Regions from separate parts of the Mus musculus genome. Here all the other regions are linked to region 3. A link is a loop called in an ENCODE intact Hi-C map of the cell type or tissue named here. Cell type or tissue: heart. All regions are shown on one strand. Links, peaks and the distances in the headings refer to the core of each region. The heading gives the core; the rest is flanking DNA. Region 1 overlaps Gm35190 (a long non-coding RNA gene). Region 2 overlaps Gm35190 (a long non-coding RNA gene). Region 3 overlaps Net1 (neuroepithelial cell transforming gene 1).

What was found. Peaks named below come from ENCODE experiments on the same cell type or tissue, not always from the same donor. Only the 100,000 strongest peaks of a DNase experiment are listed, where the experiment ranks them.
Region 1: a loop joins it to region 3, with 2.4 times the contacts of the local background. A loop is called at or near these places in 4 of 42 quality-filtered maps.
Region 2: a loop joins it to region 3, with 2.4 times the contacts of the local background. A loop is called at or near these places in 2 of 42 quality-filtered maps.

The regions. Positions count from the first base shown.
Region 1 is chr13:3,744,657-3,751,775 of GRCm38, forward strand. All of the region lies in intron 3 of Gm35190 (a long non-coding RNA gene), which reads right to left. Among named protein-coding and RNA genes, the nearest start is that of Gm35190, 19 kb to the right of the region's middle. In heart, for the core only: a CTCF peak has its summit at 3,175 (motif pointing right); no DNase peak of the experiment used is centred there; H3K27ac peaks cover 1,010 bases.
Region 2 is chr13:3,727,590-3,734,708 of GRCm38, forward strand. All of the region lies in intron 3 of Gm35190 (a long non-coding RNA gene), which reads right to left. Among named protein-coding and RNA genes, the nearest start is that of Gm35190, 36 kb to the right of the region's middle. In heart, for the core only: a CTCF peak has its summit at 3,263; a DNase peak (open chromatin) is centred at 2,982; H3K27ac peaks cover 835 bases.
Region 3 is chr13:3,890,487-3,897,605 of GRCm38, forward strand. The region is part of intron 3 of Net1 (neuroepithelial cell transforming gene 1); the gene reads right to left. Among named protein-coding and RNA genes, the nearest start is that of Net1, 24 kb to the right of the region's middle. In heart, for the core only: a CTCF peak has its summit at 2,993; a DNase peak (open chromatin) is centred at 3,075; H3K4me3 peaks cover 1,879 bases; H3K27ac peaks cover 2,118 bases.

The DNA of each region.
Region 1 (7,119 bases), core at 1,641-4,140, 150 kb before region 3:
TATGTGTATGGTAGCTGGGAAGAAGATGAAGGAGACGGAGAAGAAGGAGGAGGAGGAGGAGGAGGAGGAGGAGGAGGAGGAGGAGGAGGAGGAGGAGGAGGAGAAGAAGAAGAAGAAGAAGAAGAAGAAGAAGAAGAAGAAGAAGAAGAAGAAGAAGAAGAAGAAGAAAGAGAGAGGAGAGGGGAAGGGGGAGGGGGAGGGAGAAGAGGGAGAGAGAGAGAAAGACAAAGAAAAGAGGGGTTGGGTTCCAATACTTTGTTTAAAGCCATTTCCCAGTGTCTTAACTTCCTCTCAAGAGGCCCCACCCTCTAAGGGTTTCACTCTTTCCTAACAGCACTAGAGGCTGATTACCAAACCATCAACACCTGGCCTTTGGAGACATTGACCATCCAAGCAGTCATATTAGTTTCTCATTTGTGAAATGAGGCCACACAAGTGTCTGTGAGGATGGGATGTGTTAATAGGCACGTAATGCACTTCCCACCGGTTCTGTGTGGTGTGGCTATGAGTGCCGGCATGACAAGGGTCAGAGGTAGCTGGCCTCTGACTCTCATCTAGCTGGGTGTTCCATTGAGTACCTTCTCTACACTACAATCTTTCTTTGTGTCTTCCTTGAGCCTTTATGCTGAGACTGATCAGTATAGAGATATCATACTATCTGGCCCTGGAGTGAGGTTAAGTTATGGGAAGGACACCCAGTTTCCCGACCCACACAGTCATTCTTTCTCATTGTCTGGTTGTGCAGCAGGTGTGGACAGCCTGGGGATGTCTTCTCATCACATTACTAAATGCCTTGGGGAGCAACTGTGTTTTATCCCCAGCCTCTGTAGATTGACAGTGACCAATCATCAAGTGTGTGCCTGTGGGAAGTACCAAGGAGCATGGAGTCAGGATGCTGTTCCTGAATGTGGTGGGTGACAGCCCCAGACTGAGTATCTGGGCTAGTGATGGGAGTCTGAGGTATGACAGAAGTCAGGTTTGCTGTGATGAGCAATGTCATCGGCACTGATGGATGAGTCACCAGAGGTACCAAAGCCCTTCAGCAGCCAGTCCATACATTAGAGCTCTTGTAAAGACTTTATGAGATTCTGAATGCAGTGCTCTGAACTCAGATCTCAACACATGGCAAGTTCTCAATATTTGTGCGTATGTCTATGTGCCTGAGTGTTCCACTTGTGTGTATGTGTAGAAGGGCATATGGAGATCAGAGAGTATTTTGGTTGTCATTCCCTAGGTACTGCCTCTCTTTTCCTCCTCTTCCTCCTCTTCCTTCTCCTCCTCTCTCACTCTGTCGTTGTCTCTCTCTCTTTCCAATATAGGCTTTCTCACTGGCTTGAACTCACCAAGTAGGCTAGGCTGACTGGCCTTTGAGTCCTAGAGATCTGCCTATCCCTGCTTCCGAAGCACTGGAATTAAGTGTGTGCCACTATGCCCAGCTTTTCAAAAATATGGCTTCTGGGGATCTAACTAAGGTCCTTATGCTTACAAAGCAAGTATTTTACAGATTGAGCTGTTCATTGTCATGTGTCAGATTCTCTATGGATGAGCTATCAAACACCTAATTTCTCTAGCCAGGCAGAGTTGACCTCACCGATATATATATATATATCGTCAGTGAGGTATATATATCCATCAGTGGTGTGTGTGTATATATATATATGTATATGTGTGTATATATATATATAAAATCAGTGAGGTATATATATATTCACCTGTCTAATGGCCTATAAGTCCTTCTTTCCCTGATTGTTCAGTTGTTACACTCATTCTAGAAAATCCTAGCCAACCAGCATAAACTTCTTGAATGGAGAGACTACTCCTACTTATATAGAAGACTTGGTCGAGTCTCTGTATTTCTTAGCTACACTTTCCTGGCATGTTGCACGGTTTCTCTTGTGTTTAATTTCTACCAGGATCTTGGTTCTATGTGGCTTAAATAACTTTTATGAGGCAGACTGAATGACTCAGTGGCCTGTCATTGTGTTTGTCCTCAGCAATGCATTTAATCTCTCTGAACTTTAGATTCCTCACGCTATAATGCAGGCAACGCACAACAGTAATCGGCTCCAGACGCTGCGGGCATCCAAAGCCACTTGTGTAAACGCTCCCTGAGCTCCCAAGCAAAGACATAAGGAAGCATTTTGGGACTTGTCCTTAGAGGGGATGAATGGAATTAGAAAAAATGTGTCCTAGCCCAGGGGCACCAATCAACAAAGCAAAGAGGAACTCTTTCTAACATCAGCGCTGTGAGGAGCTGCGGCTTTGCGTCTGGGGATATCCTAGTCTAGGAAGCTGTTTGTGTGTGCGCCATGACAGACAATGACACAAGCAGAGATGAGTCTGGTGACAGAGCTCCGAGGAGAACAGACATCCCCTCAGATCTGTTCTGTGGAGGGCTGGGGTGTCCCGGAATGCCTGACGAGATCTTTGTCACTTTGCCTGGATTTCCATTAAGCACCCTCCAGTAAGAAAATCCTTGCTGTCAGGTTTTTCTCCCTGATTTTGGCTCATGCAGCCTGCTGGGGCTGGCTGTGTGTGGAGAACCCCTCCCTCCATTGTTAAAGTCACATTTCAGGAAGTATAGGATCAACTCGGGAGATGGAGTTTGGATTCTCTGATCCCAATCCGGAGGAATGCCACCCAAACCTTAACTGTATAAAAGGACAGTATTTATCATATGGCTTCCTCTCTCCCTGCCCCCTGGCTGGCCTTTACCAAGTTTGCAACCTAAAGCAAGAAGAAAGGCCTACCAATAGAACCCCTCTCAAGACTCACATTCATCCCCTCCCCGCCGCTGCCTGCGCTGCCTGTTCAGGCCTCAGTGTTCCATCTGTTAAGACTCTGTTGTTAAGTTTTGAGACGGGATCTTACTATGTAGCTCAGGCAGGCCTGGAGCTTGCTATGTAGCCCAAGCTGGCCGTAACTTCACCAGTCACAGGTCTCAAACTCTCAAATGCTGACATTTCAGGCCTGTACTGCTATGCCTGGTATATCTGCAAGACACCCCCCCCCCCCCCCCCCGCACCTCTCTCAAGCATCTCCCACAGAGGTCTTAAAGTATGGAATCAAGTGTGCCTGGCATGTGGTAAATGTCTGGGAAGACTACTCTAGTTCGTATCTAGGCCCTACCGGGCCTTCAGAACTGGCATCCCAGCCATGGCCAGTAGAAGGCTCACTTTTCTGTTTTTGCAAAACTCAAACCGAGTTGGTATTAAATCTTAATTTACTCAAATAATTAAACACTACAAAAATTTTGATTTATTTGTATTTATGATGTCTATGGGCTGCAGCTGTCTCCCAGAATCCTCTGTCCAACTCTAACACCTAGGAGTGTCAATAATCTGTCTCCTCCTATGAGAACAAAGGTTGTACCTTAGAAGCACAGGATTCATGTTTTTATACTGGGGGCCTGGCAGTGGGCCTGGTCAGACCTTTGTTCAAGTTTGGAATGCTTCCACCCACACCCAAAAGACATGCTATTTATGACCATGAACAAAGTATGTTACACATGTGTGCCAATTCATGAACAAAAATGAAACAATGTCATTATTACTAAATGGAGCTTTCTTAACAATGTATTGAGTTCTACAAACAGCCCTCTGACCTGTTTCATCTCTGAGCTCTGTTTCTGTCCTTCAGCCCTTCTCTATGCCTATAGAAATCAGTGGCTCTGCAATAATGAGAAACCATAAACTTGACACCCATGTCCCAACACTAAGCTGCCCTTAAATTGAGACTATAATCATAATTGGTACATAATAATAATAATAATAATGTGTACCAACAACTGTATACTACATGATTTATTTTGGAACCTTAGTCTTTCTAATTGTTCTGCAAGGTGGTTTTTGTTTCCTGTTTAACAGTTAATTTGAACTCAAGTTGAGTACTTTGTCAAAGTTTGCCTGGCGGATGCCTCATTAGCTCTTTTAGCCTTGGACACATGCACAACTGCAAATCTTCGAACATAGAAGCTATGGGTATCACGGCAGAGCATTAAAACTGACAACTAAGTCAACCTGGATATACAAACCAAACCAATACCCACATAAATGAAAATAGTTAGGTGTCCAGTTCCAGGGAATTGATGTCCTCTTTTGGACTCCACATGTTGTCATAGTCACACAAGCAAACAAAACATCTATATACATACATAAACAAGTATTTAAAAAATGTTTATCTATGCATATGTGTGTTGTTAAGTGAATGTATTTGTAGCACATGTGTGCACGTGCGTGTTGAAGCCAGAAGAGTGTCAGATCCCTAGAGTTGGAGTTACGGTGGTGAGGGAAGCCGTGCACTCTCTCTGCAGGTGCTTTTAATTCTTGAACCATCTTTCCACTCCCCCTCCCAAGCTCTCCATATGGACCCCGAGGCAGGCATTTCACCAGCTGGGCCATTTCCCAGCATCTGTGTGCAGTTATTGAAGGGACTGGTATCTCTTTGAGCCAAATCCTCAATTGGTTCAAATGGGCAATGGTAGAGATGGAAGAACCTGGAGGTCACTTGAAAGGGAGAATTCAGCTCAGATGAATACTTACCACACACTTGCTGTGATCCAGGCCTGATGCTAGGCATGGGCCCTCTAAAAGGTAAAGGCAGTTGCTGGGCCTAGTGCTGTTACAGGCTTATAAATTTAGCTAATGAAGAGACTGATAGAGGAGAATCCCAAGTTTAAGGTCTGCTGGGACTACAAAGTGAGACACTGTCTTTAAAATTAAAGAAATGAGTAAACAAATACCTAAAAAAAATCTGGAAATACAGGGCAGTGATAGGATGTTTGTCTGACATGTGCAAGATTCCTGGGTTCAATTCTCAGCACAGGAAAATAAAAATAAAAAGTGAGGCAGAAATCTGAGGGATCAACAAGAAGTGAGGGTATTGGCAAGGCTAGGGGTAAGAAAGCAGTGCTCAAGGCTCTGGGTGTGTTGATGTGCTTCTAAGACAGCTCTCTAGGCCTCCTTATGACCTGCTGTAAGCAGACCCTAGAAGGCCACACTCAGATCTGGACTCCTTCTAGCCTGTGTTTCTGGTTCTGTTATATGTGATACACACATCGAGGTGAGCCAAACTTGGTCTCGTGTCACTGTGTCCTGTCCAGGGCACTCAGTGGTAGTGGGAGGAAGTATGCCCCAGTGGCTTCAAAGTGGGGACACACCCTTTCCTCCAAGCCCAGCCAGCTGTGTGATGCTGCCATGTGACATAGCACTGGGCACACCATGTCAGAGCTCGATGTAGGAACAATGTGACCTCCCTTCCCTTGGACCTTTGTGTCCATGGCAGGGAACAACCTCTCTCAAAGGTGGCCCTTGTCCTGTAAAGCTTGACTGCCTATGTGCCATGTCATGCCCCTCCTTGGAGCCTTTCTTCTTACTGTGGCTCCCAGATAGGGCTCTGTTGTTCATCTGACTCTTTCCAGCCTCCACCCCCACCTCCCCTGGGCTCTTGGCTGAGATTCCACACTTGGCTTATCTTCAGATGGATATATGGGCCTCTTAAAAACACCTGCTTCTGTTCACATTTTAATGAAGGTTCAGGATGAAGCCTGGAAGTCTGTTTGCCTGGAGGTTTCTCTGGAGATTTCAGCAACAACCCAGACTCAAACCCAGTACCGTACAGTACAACCCTATCCTGGGACCCTGTATCTGTTTTCTAGGGCTACACTTCTCTGGTGATAATTTTAAAGGCTAGGTATTCTCTACATAGCAAAGGAAAAACTTGAGTTTTTGGTAGTCCTGCCATGACCATCCAAGTGCTAAGATCACAGGAGTGTGCCACCATACCCAGTTTATGCAGGCCTGGGGATCAGAACCCAGGCCTCCTACACTCCAGGCAGGCACTCTACCAACTGAACTACATATCAAGTCCTAACTTGAATTTGAATGCAGGCTTCATGAGTGTGTGTGTGTGTGTGTGTGTGTGTGTGTGTGTGTAAAACTATTAACCTTCACATGTTTTCTTAAGCAAGATTATTACCAGGTTTAAAGAAGATAATAGATATAGAATGCTCAGAAAAAGACCCATGTGTACTCAAAGCTCAAGAAATGTTAGCCACTGTGATGATTAGATTGTTGTCCCAAGAATGTGGAATTACAAGGATTTGGGACCGTTTGTACTGGTGGTCAAGATGTGGAGTTCAGAACACAGGGCTCTGTGGAGAAAAACACATTTGTGGTTGAGGTCACAAGCCAGGGACTGAGGCCACAAGCCTGGGATCCAGGCCAGGTCCTGGCAGCAGCCACTCACTTGCTGAGTGACCTGAGCAATGCATTTGACCCCTCAGGGCTCCCATTTCCTCCTCTGCACAACCAAGATTAAGTCCTTTCTTGTTTACTTCACACTTGGTTGCAAGAATAGAACCAAGAGGGTAATGGTTCTCCTTATCTTGCCTTTGCTATAACCCAAGGTGGCCAGGGGAGACATGCCCAGGCAGGAGTGAGCATGGACCTGTACTTCTGGAGTGCTCTTAAAGGAGACTCAAGAATGTTCATATGAAGAGAGTTGGGGGAAAAGGGCAACCACCACGAGGGCTGATCACTCTTCATTCTTTCTTCAGCCCCTTCCTTTCTGAAATTTTGCATTATTATGATTTCTCTCCCCTTCTTCCTCATCCTCCCCCCTCCTCTTCACTAAGGTTCATATGTGGCTCAGACTGGCCTCAAATTTGCTATGTAACTGAGGATAACCTTCAACTCTGGATCCTTTTGCCTGCACCTCTAAAGTGTTGAGATTACAGGTACATGCCACTGTGCTGGGTATATATGGTGATGGAGATCAAGCCTAGAGGTCCTGAATGCTGGGCAAACACTTCACTGAGTGAACTACATTCCTCAACTCATTTTTCACACACTGGGGTTTTTTTTCTGTTTAAACTTGGTATTTTACTGTTTCTATTGCTCTGACAAAACACCATGACCGAAGGGCAAGTTGGAAAGGAAAGGGCTTATTAAGCTTATACTTCCACATTGTTGTTCGTCACTAAAGGAAATCAGGACAGGAACTCAAAAGGGGCTGAATTCTGTAGGCAGGAGGTGATGCAGAGGCAGACCATGGATAGGTGCTAGTTACTGACTTGCTTTCCATGGCTTGCTCAGCCTGCTTTCTTATAGAACCCAGGAC
Region 2 (7,119 bases), core at 1,979-4,478, 160 kb before region 3:
AGGTAAGAGGACAACCTCAGGTGTTGTTCCTCAAATCCATCCGCCTTTTGTTTGAGACAGGGTCTTTGGTCTGGAACTTCACCAAATGGGCCACAATTAGCCCGCCAGTGAACTTCCACCTCCCTCTCATTGTCCCTGAGATTATAGGCACAGAGGATTGAGGAAGGACAGAAACAGACTTCCTTTAGCTGTTCTAGATTTTGGGAATTGAGCTGAAGTTCTCCTGCTTGTCAGAGCATTACTAAGGAACAATCCCCATCTCCCCAGCCCCTGTTCAAAGCCTTTAAAGGCTCCAGCATCTCCTATGGAGGCTTAGCTCCTAGACAGTGACTTAAATCTTACAGAGTGATAGGAGACTGTTCTCAGCTTTCAGGGTGGAGTGGGGGTGGGGAATGGATGGTGCAGATTTTTGGCTTTCCTGGCATCAAGACCACTGTGCTCCTGAGCAGACATGACCTTGGGTGAGACCCGAGCATGAAGATGTATTGGTCTACAAGCAAACTGAAGGTTTGAACCAAAGCAAGGTTTTTCTCCTCTAGAAAAATAGACAATCCATCCTCACTGGGTTTCTGATCTTCCCCAAACCCATTGGAAAGGAAAAGTAAGTTAAATTCTTAGGACTCCAGGATGCTGTAGGTGGAGCCAGTGGTAGAAGTTATATTCTCCTGCTGGCCTCAGGTTCTTAGAAGACAGCCTTTGACTAGCCAGTACAGGGACAGACCTCTCATTAGGTCCCTTCAGGCCACAAAACCACATAAACACCTTGTAGTTCAGGCCAGCCTTGGGAGGGTGACTGGCTCCTCACTCCTCTCTTGGGAGTGGAGTAGCACAACGTGACATGAGAGTTTTGTGGCTACATTGGAGTGGCAATGCTCTTCACATCCATCTTTGGGATACTTAGATAAGGGTTACGTTTAATGAGATGTTAAGAGGCCTGTGTGGCTAGGCAGCCATGCTCATTGGCCCCCATTGTTTCAGACTCCGTCTCTCCTACAAGATGGTCTGGTAAGATGTAAAAAAATGAGTGAAATCTCCTTCCAGGAGAAAAGCTCACTATAAGGTTGGCACAAGATTTCAGACTTTTCCTTCTAACAGCATGAGATCCTGGGGACAGTCCAATTCCATGGGGTTTGTTGTCTTAAGAGTCTCATAGCCAAAGGGAAAGACACATATGTCCCTTTAGAGAATCTTTACTTCTGCCAGGATGGTAACTATCTCAGCACTCAAAGTAGGAGGATAGAGAGTGCAAGGCTAGCCTAGGTTGTATAATGAGTTCCTGGCTAGCCTGGGCTATAGGTCAACTCAGAATCGAGTCCTGAGCGTGCTGAGGTTTATCAGAACCCTCCAGGAAGAATGATTCTCCATTTGGAAAGCACACAGGCAAATACTGAACTAGAGTGACATCACTAAACATTAATCTCCTCTCTTAAGCTTGAGAACCTTAACCCACTAAGCTCTAACCAAAACACTAGAGAGGAGATAGCTTTGTTTTCTCCATGGTATAGATGAAGCAACTGACACCCACAGGCAGATTAAGTAATTTCTCCAAGGACACACACACAATCACTAGAGCTATGCTTCAAACCCAAGTAGTTTGGCTTTAGGATTCATCTTAATAGCATTCATGAAAGTCTGAGACATATCTATATGTGTTTTAAATATAGCAATTGAACCTTGTTCAAACTGCGTGGGGCAGTTTGACTTTTAAGACATGCACACTTGGAGGATTCCCAGCTCCTAGGAAAAACATGAAGGGTGCAGATAATAGCTAACCAAGGACTTAGGCGTATTACAGTTGTATCTGTTTCCCAAGCTATGAGGTCCTACTAACTTATACTCACTTAAGACAATTTCCACTTAGCCAGGTTCTCCTATGGTAGTCTCAGTCCATTTTCCTAACTTGATAAGGTGGGGATTTTGTTTCTTAAATATCGGTAGCGTTATCTGAAGTAGATTCACTCTCCATTTAGGCCATCTCCAAATGAGGTCATCTCTGGATGGGATCATCTCTGGATGGGGTCATTTACAGATGGGTCATCTACACACGGGGTCATCATCTATAGATGGGGTCATCTACAGACAGGGTCATCTCCGGATGAGGTCATCTATAGATCTGATCAGAGTGATTTCATTCTAGTCACTAAAAAAGTGAAAGAATGTAACGACTAAATGGTGAGCTCTGGGCCTGGGGAGGTAGGTGACTTAGTAAAGCACCAGACATGCTAGCATGGAGGCCAAGTTCAGATCACCAGCATCCACAGAGAAGTCAGGAGTGGTCCATGAATCTGTAACCCCAGCACTTAGAAGACAGAGACAAGAGGATCTCTGGAGCTTGTTGGCTAGCCTTAGCCTGACTAACTCAGTGAATTCCATGTTTAGTGAGAGACCTTGTCTCCAATCAGTGAGAGACCTTGTCTCAAAAAAAAAAAAATTGAGGAAGATAGAAATGTTGACCTCTGTTCACATGTGTATATACATGAAGACACACAGACATGCACCACAGACATACACACAGGCACACACAGACACATAGGCACACATACAGAAACAAACACACACAGATATACATAGATATACACAGACACACACAGACACACACATTGACACAGACACACACACACACACACACACACACAGACACACACACACACACACACACACACACACACACACACACACAAGGTGAGGAAAGGGATGGCCACAGACTTTAGTCTTTGTTATGTAATCCCACAGACACAGCACCATGTAACTATCATCACCCTTTCCCAGGAAGGTTGTGACAGAGAGTTTCTATATTGAGTCACACTGCCATCAGCTTCTGTGTCCCCCTCCCCACCTCTCCTCCCAAATCTTGCTCCCTCCCCTTCTTTTATGAGCTGCGGGGAGTGTCCTCAGAACAGGTCCTGAAACCAGAGCTGTTTGGCCAGCATTCCACCCATTGTCCTCAGCACTGGCAGAGCAGAAAAAACCTGCCTGAGATTCTCATTACAGTGCCTGCTTCGGGAGGCCAAGAGCCAGCTGCAGTAGTTTCCAGGGCAACCAACATTGTAGAAAAAGGTCACAAAAAAAAGCCTAGAGGCTCTTGACCCGGCCTTTAAGAGTCAAGGAGTTGAAGGGAGGGCCAGAGATTGTTGTGAGCAAAGGTGGCTGTTCAGTAGTGATTGTTCCAAATGTCAGCTGAGAATCAGAGCTGCACCCTCTAGGCCTGGCAGCTCCCCAGCATAGCGTCCCTGCTGTAGATCACTGGCTTGATCCTCTGTGTGTCTCCATCACCAGGGGTCCCCTTGGTCCTGCAAAGTCCTTTGTATTTTGTGTGTTATGTACTGACACTCTGCTAACTAATTGTATTTCAATTGCTCACCCCTTTCTCCCAGCCTCTGTTGGAATTTCTTTTCTTATCCTTTCCCAAACGTGAGGAAATTAGTGTCTGAGGGCTCAATAAACTACCGTATAATGAAAAGAAACTCTGAGGTAGTTTTGATGGCAGATCCATCAGTTAAGAAGCAGAGGCAAGCTTGTCCTCTCCTGACCACTGTAGTGAGTCACTGAGCAACTTTTGCTGCGACCTTAACTTTCCTGGCAGGTGTAAAGACATTCTGAAAAAGACTGGCAGACTTCTGAAACAGCAGTCCCCAAGGAACTAGAATTTCCCCTAGTAAATTTCCTGGGATCTTATGGTAAGAGAGGGAAAGGTAGAAGCTTGGTGGCAACCAGAAGAGGAGCTTGTCTCTCAGAAACAGATTTGACTTGGTTCCATCCTGAGCGAAAGCCTGGAGCTGAGACACTGATGGGTCAGAGACAGATGATACCACAAATGGACTAGGATTGCGTATGCAGCCTTCTTACCCTCTATTTAAACCTAAACCTCATCTCAGGATTCTAAAGGTGGACTCAAGGGTACCATTCAAGCCTCTCCTTGTTTGTCTGCTTAATTAGCAAATTGGAGATAGGTGGACAAGCTAGCTTGTTTGGGCAGCCAAGGCTCATGATCTGACTTTAGTAATTCTGGTGAATCAGAGCAGGGATTAATTTCTTTCAAAGGTGTTGAAATTCATGGTTAAGCTTAACTTTTCTCCATGTTGTTTTATTCAAGCTCCATCTAGCAGCTCAAGAAGCCGGCCATAGCGCTGACCCTTGCTACTGCTCTTCGAGAGGAAGTTCTTTCTTCCTTTAGATTCTTTCTGCTTTTAGATACTCCAGTAACTTACTTGCCTGAGCTTAAGGCATGCCTTCTTGGAAGCAGTGTGTCTTATTCCTACCCAATCTGTAAGCATGTTTCTAACCTGTTAAAGTAGCAATATCCCAACTCTAACTTTCCTTAAATGTCCTAATTAAGACATGACTTAGAAACATGTGTTTAGAATATAATATTCTAAACCTCAGCTTAGAGACACTGGATAAAACTGAGCAGAAGCCAGGCGTGGAAGGTAGCACACACCTTTAATCCCAGAACTTGGGAGGCAGAGGCAGGTGGATTTCTGAGTTCGAGGCCAGCCTGGTCTACAGAGTGAGTTCCAGGACAGCCAGGGCTACACAGAGAAACCCTGTCTCAAAAAACCAAAAATCAAACAAACAAACAAAAAAAACCAAACCAAACCAACCAACCAAAACAAAACAAAAAACAGAACTGAGCAGATTAGGATCTGATTTGGAAAAGCTGCCTGAAGCAATGAGTATATATGGGGCAGTTGGTACAAGGACTACCTTCTTGTCTTGGGTTTAAGTCCTTATCATTCTATCTGGCCTCAAGACGAGCACTCTTTACCTGTGGTGTGGACTGACTTTCAAGAGCTCTATCAACCTGCTCATGAACTTCCCCAGCTAAGGAGATCTTGGAGATCCCACGACTGGACTCAGGCTGATTCCATGGGCTCTGCTTGCTTTGTTCCTTCTCCAATGCACCAAGAGGCTAGTACGTTTCTGTAGCCAGTGGTACTAAGGGCTAACTGAACTCGAGCCTCAGAAGGAATAGGAGAGAGAGCTTCTGGCCTTGGGCTATCTACCAGACACCTCATATCTCCTGACTGCTAGGCTAAGCCAGAGGTAACCTTTTCTCTACAAGCGGCTCTTCAAGTTCTTTTTTTTTTTTTTTAACATTGATCATATTTTATTTTATTTTATTTTTTCCATTTTTATTAGGTATTTAGCTCATTTATATTTCCAATGCTATACCAAAAGTCCCCCATACCCACCCACCCCTACTCCCATACCCACCCACTCCCCCTTTTTGGCCCTGGCGTTCCCCTGTACTGGGGCATATAAAGTTTACGTGTCCAATGGGCCTCTCTTTCCAGTGATGGCTGACTAGGCCATATTTTGATACATATGCAGCTAGAGTCAAGAGCTCCGGAGTACTGGTTAGTTCATAATGTTGTTCCACCTATAGGGCTGCAGATCCCTTTAGCTCCTTGGCTACTTTCTCTAGCTCCTCCATTGGGAGCCCTGTGATCCATCCATTAGCTGACTGTGAGCATCCACTTCTGTGTTTGCTAGGCCCCAGCATAGTCTCACAAGAGACAGCTACATCTGGGTCCTTTCGATAAAATCTTGCTAGTGTATGCAATGGTGTCAGCGTTTGGATGCTGATTATGGGGTGGATCCCTGGATATGGCAGTCTCTACATGGTCCATCCTTTCATCTTAGCTCCAAACTTTGTCTCTGTAACTCCTTCCATGGGTGTTTCGTTCCCAATTCTAAGGAGGGGCATAGTGTCCACACTTCAGTCTTCATTCTTCTTGAGTTTCATGTGTTTAGCAAATTGTATCTTATATTTTGGGTATCCTAGGTTTGGGGCTAATATCCACTTATCAGTGAGTACATATTGTGTGAGTTCCTTTGTGAATGTGTTACCTCACTCAGGATGATGCCCTCCAGGTCCATCCATTTGGCTAGGAATTTCATAAATTCATTCTTTTTAATAGCTGAGTAGTACTCCATTGTGTAGATGTACCACATTTTCTGTATCCATTCCTCTGTTGAGGGGCATCTGGGTTCTTTCCAGCTTCTGGCTATTATAAATAAGGCTGCTATGAACATAGTGGAGCATGTGTCCTTCTTACTAGTTGGGGCATCTTCTGTATATATGCCCAGGAGAGGTATTGCTGGATCCTCCGGTAGTACTATGTCCAATTTTCTGAGGAACCGCCAGACTGATTTCCAGAGTGGTTGTACAAGCCTGCAATCCCAACAACAATGGAGGAGTGTTCCTCTTTCTCCACATCCACGCCAGCATCTGCTGTCACCTGAATTTTTGATCTTAGCCATTCTGACTGGTGTGAGGTGGAATCTCAGGGTTGTTTTGATTTGCATTTCCCTGATGATTAAGGATGTTGAACATTTTTTCAGGTGCTTCTCTGCCATTCGGTATTCCTCAGGTGAGAATTCTTTGTTCAGTTCTGAGCCCCATTTTTTAATGGGGTTGATTTTCTGAAGTCCACCTTCTTGAGTTCTTTATATATGTTGGATATTAGTCCCCTATCTGATTTAGGATAGGTAAAGATCCTTTCCCAATCTGTTGGTGGTCTTTTTGTCTTATTGACGGTGTCTTTTGCCTTGCAGAAACTTTGGAGTTTCATTAGGTCCCATTTGTCAATTCTCGATCTTACAGTACAAGCCATTGCTGTTCTGTTCAGGAATTTTTCCCCTATGCCCATATCTTCAAGGCTTTCTCCCACTTTCTCCTCTATAAGTTTCAGTGTCTCTGGTTTTATGTGAAGTTCCTTGATCCACTTAGATTTGACCTTATTACAAGGAGATAAGTATGGATCGATTCGCATTCTTCTACACGATAACAGCCAGTTGTGCCAGCACCAATAGTTGAAAATGCTGTCTTTCTTCCACTGGATGGTTTTAGCTCCCTTGTCGAAGATCAAGTGACCATAGGTGTGTGGGTTCATTTCTGGGTCTTCAATTCTATTCCATTGGTCTACTTGTCTGTCTCTATACCAGTACCATGCAGTTTTTTATCACAATTGCTCTGTAGTAAAGCTTTAGGTCAGGAATGGTGATTCCACCAGATGTTCTTTTATCCTTGAGAAGACTTTTTGCTATCCTAGGTTTTTTTGTTATTCCAGATGAATTTGCAAATTGCTCCTTCTAATTCGTTGAAGAATTGAGTTG
Region 3 (7,119 bases), core at 1,593-4,092:
TCAGTTTACCTAAGAAGACATTTTGATATTATCATACTAAATAAAATTGTCAAATTCTTGCCTTTTAAGATTAGTTAATGTAAAACTTCTAAATTCGTGGCAATTACAAACTATGTTATGCTTGGGAGGCAGAGGCAGGTGGATTTCTGAGTTCGAGGCCAGCCTGGTCTACAGAGTGAGTTCCGGGACAGCCAGGGCTACACAGAGAAACACTGTCTCAAAAAAAAAAAAAAAAAAAAAGAAGCCAACAACCCCCCCCCCCCCCATGTAATGTTTAAAATGAAAAAGAAATGATTCTGATTGACTAAGCAGGTCCTGTGAGTATCAGGCAGGCACCCTCTCACTAGAGAACTACAACATGTAGACTTAGGTAACTAAGTGTCTATCTAAAAGCACTTGTAAGGCACTAATATAAATTTTGTGTATGCATTTCTTCAGACTGCACTTGGTGGCTAAACACATTCACAGTTCTTTAAAAATAACTACAATATCACTTCTTTATAAAGCATATTGCTATTCAATAGTCAAGTCTAACATGTTTGGTAAGAAAGTATAGTGTGTGTACTTGGCAGGTTTAAATAGAGCATTGACAGTAGTTCCAGGCTAGCCTGACCTAGCCTGGGCTACCCAGTGTGAACTCAAAAAAAGCAAAAACCAAACCAAACCAAACTAAACCAAAAAGAACTAAACTAAACTAAACCAAACCAAACCAAACCAAAATGGCAAACATGGTGGAACAACCATTTGGGAACTCCTTTTCAAATAATGAAAAATTTTAATGAAAGGTAAAAACATATCACTGTCAATTTCAGGATACAGACACTAGTTGAAGAAAAGATCAAACATAATTTTATTTTATTTTATTTTTGGTGGAGAAGTGAAATGGATTAGGCACTTAAGAGTCAGCAAAAAGGTAGGGGCAAAATCTATATCTTTGGGAATATGGATTACAATTTGAGCTAGGAAAATTATAAGCAAAGCAGTCCTTCTACAGGTCCAAGAGAACTCCTTCAGTTATCTGATTTATTAAGGACAAGAACATCTGCACCATAAGACTGTTGTTACACCTACACGCACCTCTCCCTGGCAGGACTCAGCAGTGATATTTGGACTTGATGAAAGTACACACCCACACTCCCCCACAGGCACAGACACCCAGCCCCCCAAGGCCAGGCTTAATTATATAATGGTGGTGACTTGCTTATCGAGCTGGAAGGTTGTTACAGTGAACACTAGGATTCATAGACACTGATGCCTGTCTCCCCTAAAGACAAGCAGCAAATCTGGGAGAATAAACATGAATGCTAACAAGGCTAACGTCGAGCAACTTCTATCGCAACAGGCAACCTTTTATGAGGGCTAAGGTTCACTTGGAAGGGGCAAAGCCACTCTCAGGGGTCTACGCTGTTTACTTAGGTTAATCTTTAATCAGACTATCTAGTTCAGCTGGCCAGAGCATCCGTCCTAGTAGGAAAGCTGCCTGACCCTGCTGGGCTTTGAGAACTCAATTTGAGTTCACCTCCCCTACTTAGGGGAGGTGTCCTAAAATATTTCCAAAGTATCTATAAGAAAGTTACGTCTACTTTCATGCTAGCTTTCCTGGGATGTATCTTATTTATAAGCACAGCCGCTTGGGTAACCTTTCCCCCAATGATGTCATGACAAGGCATACTTCAGGGTCAGTCAAATCATGGAACTTTAAAGGGCAGCCTGCGTCTCGGTTTTATTCCTTCCTTCAAACATAATCGCTCACTTGGCAACAACTTTGAAAAACAGAAAAACAAGAATAAAAAAGGCTTTTTGAGAGAGATAAAGGCAAGTTTTGATTACAAACTATTTTTCCTTAGGTCATGAGGGCTGTGTTCTGAAGCAGGGACTCTGACCCTGGTTATTTGGATGCTCCAGGAAAATAGCCCATGTCTCATCCTACGGAAAAGGCTCAACCTTGAGGGCCTTGAAAGATAACTACCTTGGGGATTTTCACTCACAGCCTTGTAGGAAGAAGCATTCTCTTGTTGATTTTATAAAATGTAAGAAAAAGTGAACCCAAACAAATAACAAAATTCAGTATCAACCCCCAATGGCGCCCCAATGATTGTATATAACAAGCTGTCTCCTTGAGGCATGTGATTAAACTGCTCATTTAAAAAATGGACAATTACATATATATTTTTCGTAAAAAACCATCACTATCTTCAAAAGATTTGGTAGGCTGAACCCATAACCATTTCTACTGGCAGCAGGAAACACCGCAGCACCAATCAACTGCCAAGATTACAAAAAAATTGCATGAAATAATTTTTTCCATAAATGTTCATAAAGACTTTAGAAAGCCAGGCAGGCAGTGTTCCCCCGACTCAAATACCCTTTCAGAAGGAAAAAGGGAACGGCAAGCCTAACTACACAGGGAAAGAATGAACACGCATCCCAGGTCGGACTTACTCACTTGTTCACCAGCATCGAGAGGAAAATATTTTTCTTTTTCTTTCCTTTCTTAAAACAGTCTCCATGACTTAGTAATGCAAGTTAGGGGGGGGGGGGGAAGCACAACCATATCGAACATGAGAAATGTTTACCCAGAGACTCATATATTTAAAATCTCCTTTGTATGTAACTTTTCACAATTTTAGCTATGCTATAGTAAAAAAAAATTGCTTAAACTTAGACCACAGTTCTTAAACACATTTCAGCCTTGCTTATAATAGTTGCACATTTTAGGATGTAATACGATTAAAAGTTTGAAAGTGAAGTTTAAAATCTTAGAAGTTCTGCGGAGTTGGAAAGCATTCCTTCGGTCTGCTCTTACCTCCTGCTCCCGGAAGGGCTGGTTATTAACATCTAAGACTCGGATCGTCCTTTTAATGGGCAGGAGACCTCCGATCTCATCATGCGCCACCATGCTTTACAAGTGTCCTTTCAAATCTTTCGGGTTAGTCCACATGCGAGTCAGCCCTGCAGGGCAACGCCGCCAAGGCGCCGGGCTTTTCTTCTGAGAGCTCAGCCTGGCCCGGCAGCCATGCGCCCATGCCTCCGCTCGCGGTGGAGCTCTGCTTCTGCAAAGGCAGCGAGCACGCACGCAGAGCTCAGGAGTCCGGGGCGGGGCCAGGACCCACGTGACTCCCGATAACTGCGGAGGGGCGCGCACCTAGGCTGCTCCGCGAGAGCCCGGAGCTGCCTGAGCTAAGCCGGTCCCTCGCAATAAAAAAGGCACTGGAACTTGCACAGAAAGAGCCGAAGCCCACAGGAGGCCGAGTGAACGCCAGAGGAACCTATCTCAGTTACTTCTCTAGCACTTAGTTACTGACAGAGAACCTCTAAAATTTAGAGATTTCTCTAAAATTAGTGCCTTGGAAAGGGCTGAGTATGTGTTAAAAAACTACGCAGCAAAGACTTGTGGGTTAAAAAATTATGTAGTAAAGAAGAGCCTAGTTACCCAGCAGCACCGGCTTAAGCACAACGGTAAAATTACCTGCCTCTTAAAACAAGGTTCCTATGGGGGCCAAAGGATTCATGGGGGAGAGGCCTATATGAAAATGTCACAGTACATCTGTTACTTTGTGCACAGAAAATCTAAAGTAGTTCCTGCTCCCCCCACCCCCTTTTTTTAAATTCAAGGACTGACAGGGAACCACAGAGGGCACCTTCAGTCCACTCTATTCCTATTGGACCACCTGGTCCTGGGAAAAGCTAGACGGGCCTAGTTCAAATTTCCAGGATCAGTATACCGATCTTGGTGTGAGACATTTATGCCATAAAAACACACAGCAGGATCCTCCCCTAAACTTATCTTGATATGGTCTTCATAGGTCCAACAGTCCAGCTTACAAAGCCTGGCATTTTAAAGGGAAGAACAGCCCCACCCCAGGGAGAGCCACCCAGGAGAGGCCAGCTGCCAACTTGTCCAAAACTTTCCTATATGGAAGGGCACTATTTCTCAAGTTAGGACCTGAGATATAGCGGACTTCCTCCCGGATTTGTTTTGCACAGTAGGTAGGCCCATCTTAATTAACAGTGTGCAGATATTATATGCTGGGAAACTGGAAAGCTACAGTGAAGTATTTACAAGTGTAAAATAAGCCCTGTATGAAAAGGCACAACTCTAGATTCTTGGGTGATAAAGTGTAGGCTTTGTAGCCGAGACCCTAGTGTGTAACGGCGGAAGCAGGCTGTATGGAGAGGCAGGGGTAAAAGCTTTTGCAAGTCCAAGTAAGCCGTGTAGTTAGCAAGTGCCATTCAGGGCTACCCTCCTGCCTGACACGTGGGTGGGAAAGCTCGCAGGGAAACTTCTAAAGGTTGGGCTTCCAGGTTGGGCTTCCGTGAACCTCCAATGCCTCGCTGCTTCACCCAGGACTGAGTAAGAGCACAAGGATGAGGAGACAGACTCCTTCCTACAAGGCCACAGGCTGATGACCTTGCAGGCACCTGGGGCTAGAGGTGTTGAAGGTGATTAAAGGTGACTGGGAAACCAGGCAAATCTCAGAAGGCATAAGGTACCAAGAGCTTGAGGACAAATGCAATGTGTCAACGATTTTAAACATATGAGCAACTGTTTCACAAGTTGAACAATGATTTTGCAAGAAAATACTAAATTTCTTTTGATCCACTGCATCTGAAGGAACAAGAACACACAACTGAAGCCACTCAGTCAGATCTGGAGTCATTTGGGAGGGGTGTGGAGAAGATATCTGCATGGATTTTCTTTGGAAAAATCTGAACTAAAACACAGTCCAAGGGGTAAATACTGGAGGAATGACCACCGGGGAAAAATAATTCTGTAAACGAAAGAGAGAGAAAGCAAGAAGGAGGGGAAGAGGGAAGGGAAAGAGCTACAGATCTTTACTGAGCATCTCAGATCTGTCAGCAGGGACAGAGGTAAATCCTGGCAAGGGGGCGGGAGAATCAGTGGCAAACAGTGAGGTGAGACTAAAGCATGATTTACCAATGTACAGCCTAGCACCACCTTGTCCAGGAAGGGCCATGGCTATGTCTGTATCTACACATTCAGGCCACCACCAGGGTCTCGCAGGGCTCTGCATCTTGCTGTTTGAGTGGTGGAGCCTGCTTTAGAGTTGATGACTATTTGTAAAAGCAGCTGGTACACGGCTTCACTTGGAGGCACGTGAATATCATGGACTTTCAGGTAAGATCAAAGGTCCTTCGAGATAATACAAATAAATAGTGTAGGCCAGCAGGACCCGCTGAGACACTTGGTCCAGTTAGCTTCCTCAGTTAAAAACCAACGCAAGTGAGGCCAACAGCATGGCCACACAGTCCCAGCAGGGAAGAGAAGGAAGTGCAGTGGGGTTAGGAAAGAGGCTGCCAGGGATTCTCATGGGTCTCTTACCCAACGTCTTCTCAAAACTGTTTTTCCACTTAGCTCTGTGTGAAGTATGGCCAAGATAAGGAGGGGAAAGGATAGTTTTCATTTCCGTCTTTCAGCTGGGACCCTAGAGGGAAAGACTGATGTCTCAAGCAGAAAGTCTATGTGAAACAAACTGGATCTAGCATAGTGGACCAGTTAAAACCAAAACAGTTTACAGCAAACAAACGAAAACAACAAACCTTTGGCCAGTAAACTCTTAGTTTCATTTTAATGTGTAGGTTTGTGGTCTAATCTTGAACAAGACAACTAGATAACGTCCCAAAGTCACAACATGGACATGTCCACGTTCAGCTGGCACAGACTAGTGACCCATGCTCTTCAGTTTACTCAAGAGGAAACTTAAAGGGAGGGGTGAAGAACAGGAAGGGAACTCTGTGTTACAGCTCCATGCATGTGACTTTATTTAATAATGCTACAAAGCATCACTGCTGTCACCTTGAAGACGGAGAAAGATGGGAATTTAAGAAACTTATCCAAAGGTGCTGGTGACTCCGTGCCTGGAAAGAGTTGAACGTGTTCAACTTTGTTGTGGTATATCTTCCAGACAAGAGACCAGGCATAAACCCCTCAGCATATGTTCTGGTAACCTACACAGTGCGTAGAAAGCACTAGAACGAGGTTCAGAAGAGCGAGATTTCAAATCTAAACCTCCTGAGTCCTGTGCCGATGTTCATTTAATAATGGCTAATGTCTTAAAGAGGAGACCACAGGCAAAGGCTGGGACTTCAGGTGACTTACAATAACAGGATAGGCACAGAGATAAATTAGTTGGTTAACGTTAGGAGAGGCCTTATTTCAACCAGTGGTCATGCCCAGTGAGGCTCTCAACAGCAAGGTTTTCCCAGTTCTTGACTGATGGTACCATGGAGGTAATCAGCCGGTTGAATTTCCATTGTGTGGGGAATAAGATGTGAAAAATTAAAATTTATCCTTCACTTATCTAAAAATAGCACAGCTTGGTAAACAGAATCAAGTTTCTGATAAAGTTACTGGTTTGCAAGGCCCAGCTTTAGTTAGAGAACCTTGTTCTGCCTGGATGGAAAGGTCACACTGCGTCCTCTGTCTACCAAAAGGGGACTGTTAGGCTATCCTTATGCCTACGGTGAAAACTCAACCTACATTTAGTATGAAGTAAACTCAACCTTGAAAGTAAAAAACACTTTTTGCTGTAGGTACTGCTTCCTTTTATCAGGTAAGTTGGCAAGCAGGCTCAGGACTGCCGAAGACCAACTAAGTTCTCTGCTGCCCTCTACAGGAAATACTGTGAAATGCAGGGGCAGCCTGCTTTTCTCAACATGGTAATCACGTTTGTTTAGGTTACTATATCGATGATTACATAAACAAGTTTTTCATTTGAAGAAAAACATAGATTATTTATACCTCTGACCCTCATGTAAACATTTATTTAAATGTTGTATAGTGCATAAAACACATTCCACAGATCATAAATACTTCAGGACCTTTTCTAAATGCAAGGAACTGTTCTATTTTTAAAACTCTAGACTTAAAAATCACAAATATGTAACATGTATTATTTTTCTACTAAAATAGATAAGTTATAAATAACATTCAAAAGTGTTACTAAAAAAGGAAGCACCAATAAAGAAATGGGAACTTTTGAGAAATCTACTACTAACAAAAAAGTACAGAAACATTATGAAAGAAATGAGTAATGAAGTTATTTGTGGATTTGTTTTTTAAAAAGTCACTGATTTAAAAAGTGTGTGTATTCAAGC